2 separate regions of the Mus musculus genome follow, and region 1 is linked to region 2. Evidence: chromatin contacts called from ENCODE POLR2A ChIA-PET data. All regions are on one chromosome and are shown on one strand. Each heading gives the region's core, a stretch centred on a gene start or an enhancer-like site at or near the end of the contact. The rest is flanking DNA. Distances are from core to core; before and after follow the strand shown. Region 1 holds the start of C330013E15Rik (RIKEN cDNA C330013E15 gene). Region 2 holds the start of Slc11a2 (solute carrier family 11 (proton-coupled divalent metal ion transporters), member 2).

What was found. ChIA-PET counts read pairs that join two places held with the same protein, here RNA polymerase II (POLR2A).
Region 1: POLR2A ChIA-PET joins it to region 2 with 11 read pairs in Patski. The contact joins the promoter of C330013E15Rik here to the promoter of Slc11a2 in region 2. POLR2A ChIA-PET finds 5 or more read pairs at or near these places in 3 of 5 experiments (Patski and embryonic stem cell).

What each region holds. Positions count from the first base shown.
Region 1 is chr15:100,613,820-100,616,601 of GRCm38, reverse strand. It overlaps C330013E15Rik (RIKEN cDNA C330013E15 gene), which reads left to right and starts at 1,492. Exons shown (of 2, transcript NR_045701.1): 1 at 1,492-1,818; 2 at 1,912-2,462. It overlaps Dazap2 (DAZ associated protein 2), which reads right to left and starts at 940. Exons shown (of 4, transcript NM_011873.2): 1 at 878-940. The coding sequence starts at 890.
Region 2 is chr15:100,421,804-100,424,503 of GRCm38, reverse strand. Slc11a2 (solute carrier family 11 (proton-coupled divalent metal ion transporters), member 2) reads left to right here and starts at 1,449. Exons shown (of 17, transcript NM_008732.2): 1 at 1,449-1,542. It overlaps Gm5475 (predicted gene 5475), which reads right to left and starts at 1,311. Exons shown (of 3, transcript NR_040351.1): 1 at 260-1,311.

The sequences.
Region 1 (2,782 bases), core at 243-2,742, 190 kb before region 2:
GCTGCCTTATTTCTTAGAGCCAGGAAAATAAGGATGGTCTCGGCACCCTCGCGCCCGAAGGTGCTGGCTTCTGACTGGGCAGAAGGCGCCGTTCCCACTAGCATACTGATTGATGGAGGCTAACTTGGCCATGTTCCCTTTCGAATAGAGGGCAGGTCTGAGGACCCGTTCCGGGGTCTCCGGACTGCTGGTGTCTTAGGGGACTCCTCTGGGTGATCTCCCCCGGGCTGTGCTGTAACCAGTCCTGACTCTGTGGGACCCACGGTTCTCAGTGTTTACCTCACGGGTTCCTAGTCAAGGTCGACCTCCAAAGAGTGAGTGACTGGAAGTTAACCGTGAGAAGGGCGGCGGGTGGAGGGGTGGGGAACGCGACCATGTTCTCACAAACATTAGCAACGCACAGGGGCGGCTACGAGTCCGGGCCCCGAGGAGGAAGCGCCAGAAGTCCCCGGCGGGCGAGAACGGGTCCTCGAGGGCCTGGGCCGTGCAGCGGAGCCGGCACCTCAGCAGTTAAGCTCGGCCGAGGCCTGTTGTTCCGAGGCGCGGCGCCCCGCCTCCGCCCGCCCTCCATTGGCTTCCCCAAATCCCTGCTCTAGCTCGCCATTCGCTCCAGCCGCTGTCCGTCACGGAAAAGCCCCCCCACCCCACACACAGGAGCCCGCGGCTCCAAACTGCGCCACACGGTTTATGGGGTCGGGGCCCAGAGGGCCGAGCGGCTGCGTTGTGGGGGTGGAGGGGGGCGGCCACGTCAGGTGCGGCCGCGCTGTGCGGCCCGCTGAAGAGAGCCGCACAGACCGCCCCAGGCCCGACGTCCCCCAGCCCGCTCGACCCGAACCCGCCCGCTTCCCCGACGGCCCCCGCCACTTCCCGGCCTTGCCTTTGCTGTTCATGGTGGCTCTGAGTCCGCTCCCACTCGGCGTCGCGGACGGTTATTTTTCTCGTCCTCTTCCTGTTCGGAGTCACTTCCGTGTCACGTGACGTTCGTCCACTCTGCGTCAGGAGATGCCCGAGTGCGCCGCCGCCGGAAACCCCGCCCCCTCGCAGGCCGGCCAGTCGCGGCAAGGAGGGCGCTCGCGGCCCTGCTCTGCTCGGAAGCCCCGCCCTCCCCGCGCGCTCTGCCCTCACGGCGCGCGCCTCCTCTGGGCTCGGCCCCGCCCCTCCCTGCGCGGCTTCGCCCTCACCGCGCGCTTTGCCCTCACTAATTGCCCCGCCCTCCCTGCGAGGCCCCGCCCTCCTCGCTCTCCCCGCGTTCCTTGCTCTCTCTGCGCGGCCCCGCCCTCACCGCGGTCCTTGCTCTCACCGTGCGCCCCGCCCTTATCACGAGCCACTCCTTCCCGCGCGGCCCCGCCCTCACCGCACCGCTAGCCCCGCCTCCCTGAACGCTCCGCCTTCACCGCGGGCTCCTCCTTTCTGCGCGGCCCCGCCCTCCCTGCGCGACCCCTCCCTCACCGCGCGCTCCTCCTTTCTGCGCGGCCCCGCCCTAAAGAAAGCGGAGTCAGCTCATCTCAGGGCGACTTCCTCACTGTGAGTCGCCTCTGCTCACCAAATTCAGGTGTGAACACAGGCTGTCACGACTCCACAGTGCCTGCGAGACGCAGCCCAGACCTCAGACCTTAGCCTGTCCGCCGTTCTGGTCCTTCCAGGCCTCTTGTTGAGGGCCCAGCGCCTGGCTTCGTGCTCGGAGATGGACCGTGTCCCCGCGCCCCGCCCCCTGTCCTGAGATAGACCGTGCCCCAGCACAAGCTGAGGGGACGCAGCCAGCACCTGCACCCTGGCCTGGCACGTCCTACGGGGACCTGAAAACTCCCTACAGATGTTGTGAGTGGTTTAGCCCGCGCTCAGTTGTCCAGAAGAGTAGCGACGACGTCTCTTAGGACAGTGATCACATTTTTTCCCGTTTCCTCGTTCCAGAATATCTGCTGAGCAACCGAACGCGCTCTCATAGATGCACAGAGGAACCGACCGCCGCAGCTGTCTGCAGAAGTTCGTGTTGTGCGTGGTCAAGTAGATGGGCAGGCTTTGGAGGGAGAGGTCCTTGGTGAACGGACTCCTGATTCGTCCGACACCGAAGGCCTTGCTTGTGTGTCAGGTGTCTATTTAACAGTTTGCGTGGCGTCCTGTAAATGCAGTTTCGTCCAGTCGGCAAGCACAGCAGCCTGAGAGGCTGATCTAGTTCAGCCTGGGGACCTGCGCATGAGTGTCATGGGTTCACGCCGACACACATATAAAAATAAACATTCGAGAAGAAAAGAAAAACTGATCTAAAGGACAGGTTACAGACTTGAGTTTTGTGTTCGGCCTCCCAGGTTCCGGGTCAGTATTTCCATTTTGGTTTCCTGTCAGCACACAGAGCATCCCCTAACTAGGCTGCGCTAACTAAAGGATGTTAGGGAACTCTCTTGGGTATTTTTTAAGTTCCCATTAAGTATTTATATTAATTTGATTTGGATTAAATCAGTATCATAAAGACTGTGGTATTTACATTTCCTTGACTAAAGCAAAGTATCCATAGACATATGAAATAAAAACAATAGTAGCAACAACATAAATTTAAAAAGTCAGATGCTGCTATGGGGTAACCATTCCAAGGACCACTGTCTTATGAAGAAAAGGTTAATTCAATATCCAGGCCCTCCTAGGGCTGACTCCTGAACGTGATAGCTGCTCTCGGCTTGGTCGATCGCTCCTATGCTAGGTGCCTGATACTTTGCTTAATATCCTGAACCCAAGGCCTGGGGATGCAGGAGCACCCCGCGGGAAATGGGGAGCTGCAGGCCGCTGC
Region 2 (2,700 bases), core at 200-2,699:
TTCAACTCCCAGGGGAGTGGCCTCCAGACAAAAGGCTTTACTACATTACCGCCAGGGCACCCACTGCCCGCCTCCACGTCCTGCCCTGCCGAATGGCACATAAATGAAATCTCAGAAGAAAACTTTTAACTCAATTAATTTTTACTAATAACTAGGAGTGGCAGAAATACAATTCCTCCTTCTCATGGCCGGTCAAAGATGAAATTTGATTATGCTTTGAAGGGTGCGGTTTGAAATTTTTCCCTCAGTGTTGACCTACCTTAAGTGTTCTCTCTAGCCAAGGGGAGGCGTACTCCTCTGCATATATAGAGGCTGCGCTGCTCTGAAAAGCCAAACCAGTCCTGCACCATGGGGAAGAAGCAGCCAAGGGCGGCAGCAGCTGCTCCCAACTGTGAGCTAAGTAAGTGGCCACAGCCCAGGGACGCTGGCCAGCCGAGGAGCACACCTGGACGCTGACACAAACAGATCTCGCCCCTTTCTTTTCTAGATGCAGCGGAAGGTCCCAGAAGAAAGGTTCTGGGCTCGAAGGCATTTAAGAAGCCTTTCTCCAACGCCACGGATGAGCTGGAGAGGCGGCCAAGATTAATTTGTAGTTTCTCTTCTTTCAGGTGACGATTCTGTATGAAGAGCAGCAGCCCCAGCCAGGGGCCTTTCTGTTTGCTTTTGCTGTCATTTTTTTTTTTTTTTTAAAGTTTCCATCTTTAGGGTTTACCCTTTCTTCCTATCTCCGTTCTTACCAAATAATGAACATTTCTCCCGGCAGTTTCTATATGAAGAAAACAGGGCTGTCATCTATACTGTTGTAGGGGAAATCGAGAAGTCCTTTTCGGTGGCAACTTGGGGCGGGGGGTTGTCAGGTCATAAAACTGCGAAGAGGTGAGGCTGAGGCCGGGGATGGAGTGGGACTGTTTTGGGGGCAGGCAGGATAAAATGTGTGGAGAAGAGACAGAGCCAGGTGGGATCACTGTGAGTCTTGGGAGTAGGACGACGGGTGCAGCCGAACTGGCTCCACTGGTCGAAGTTTCTCGGTTCCTCCCAGGCGTGGGGTGTTCTTGGCGCGTCAGTGGGCACCGAGCAGTGGCTCAAGAAGCTAATAGGGACTGCCATGGCGCCTTAGGATCGAGTGTAGCTGTTTCTCGGAGTTATCATCTCTTAGGAGGAAAAAGGCGTGTAGCTGCCTAAAAGGAAGTGGCGGGAACTATGACAAAAATGTATATGTCCCGAGCATTCCGGGGATGGGAGTTGCCAATATAAGAACGCCGAAGGTTTGAACTGCGAGGACCGTGGCGCGCCCGGCGGAATCACGCCTCCGGATCAGCCCCGCCCCCGCTCAGGCCCCGCCCCCAGGCAGCTCGGATGGGCGGAGCCTCCGTTCCCGGTCCGCCGGCCACGCAATCCCGCAGCTGCAGGAGTCCAGCCAATCAGGAGAGGGGGGCTCCCGCCCGGCCGGCCAATCACGGGAGGGCAGGAGGTTGACTGGGTCGCCGCTGGCTCCTGGGATATGGAGTCGCCGGCGCGGCGTGTGTGGAGGTGGCGGAGCCGGTAAGCCGGGGTGCTGGCAGGGTCAGGGGTTACGGCGGCCCGCTGTGCGCGGGCGTGCGAGGGGGCTCGGACGGCGACCTACGGGGCTGGAGCAGCCTGCGGGGAGGGCGCAGCGGCGAGCCCGGGGAGGGAACCCGGTATCCCGAGGAGACCGGGAGGGCTCCCGGCTCAGCATAGGCGCCGACGATCACGGGCCTCGGCTCTTCACCGCCACCCGGGACACCGGACCACCCTTCCGCGGCCGGCCGGCCGGGGGGTGCGACCGCAGTGCCCTCCCGGAGCCCCGGGTGCCCTGCAGCGCAGCGCCCTGTCAGCCCAGCGGCTGCGGGAGCTGCGCGGTCTGCCCGAAGGCCTCAGGCCTCGCGGTTGAGTGCTGCTCGGTTGTCCGGCTGTGTGTGCAGCCTGGGACCCTGCGCCTTCCAAGGCCTCGTTCAGGGACACTTGCACGCGATGGATACTCCCCTTCTCAGCGGCGTCCTAGGCCGGGTAGTTTGCAAACTCATTTGTTTGATATTCCACCTTTGGATTCTTTGTCCGTTTCTTGGATACATCATATTTGGAAGGGCATCCTCAGAAGTAGAGTTTCCGCTGTATAAAATGGAGACACTCGGTTATCCCTTGGTTTTCAACGGTGTGATTTAAGGCAGCAAAAGCAAAATATGGGAGAAGAGCTGGTGAGGGCCGGTGGGCATCCGAGAGCTTCCATGTGACCCGTGGGGAAACCACGGGAAACTGTCCACGTTGTCCACCGTGGCATTCTCCACCCTGACCAAGTCTCCTTACTTCTTGGCTGTGTTAACTTTTGGTTCAGGCTCCTTAAGCTTTCCTGCGGTCCACACTTAAAGGTGGGGTGGGGGGATGGGGTGGTGGTGGTGGTGGTGGTGAAGGTTGGGTCTGTCAGGGCTGTTGGTGTTGTTAGTTAATACAGGTAAAGTGCTTAGGGCAGTCTCCTGCTGACCGGTATTTTTTTTTTTTAAATTACTGCTTGCTTGTGCCTGCTGTTTCCTTAAAGACTTTAACCTTCTCAGTAGTCTTTGCCCTGAGTCCCCTGGGCTATTGCCAAAGGTCCTCCAGGCAAGGCTTTCTAGCCATACTGTTAGTCTGCAAGTGCATCTAATTACAGGTGAAGAGATGCAAGGTGCTGACAGTACCTTCTTA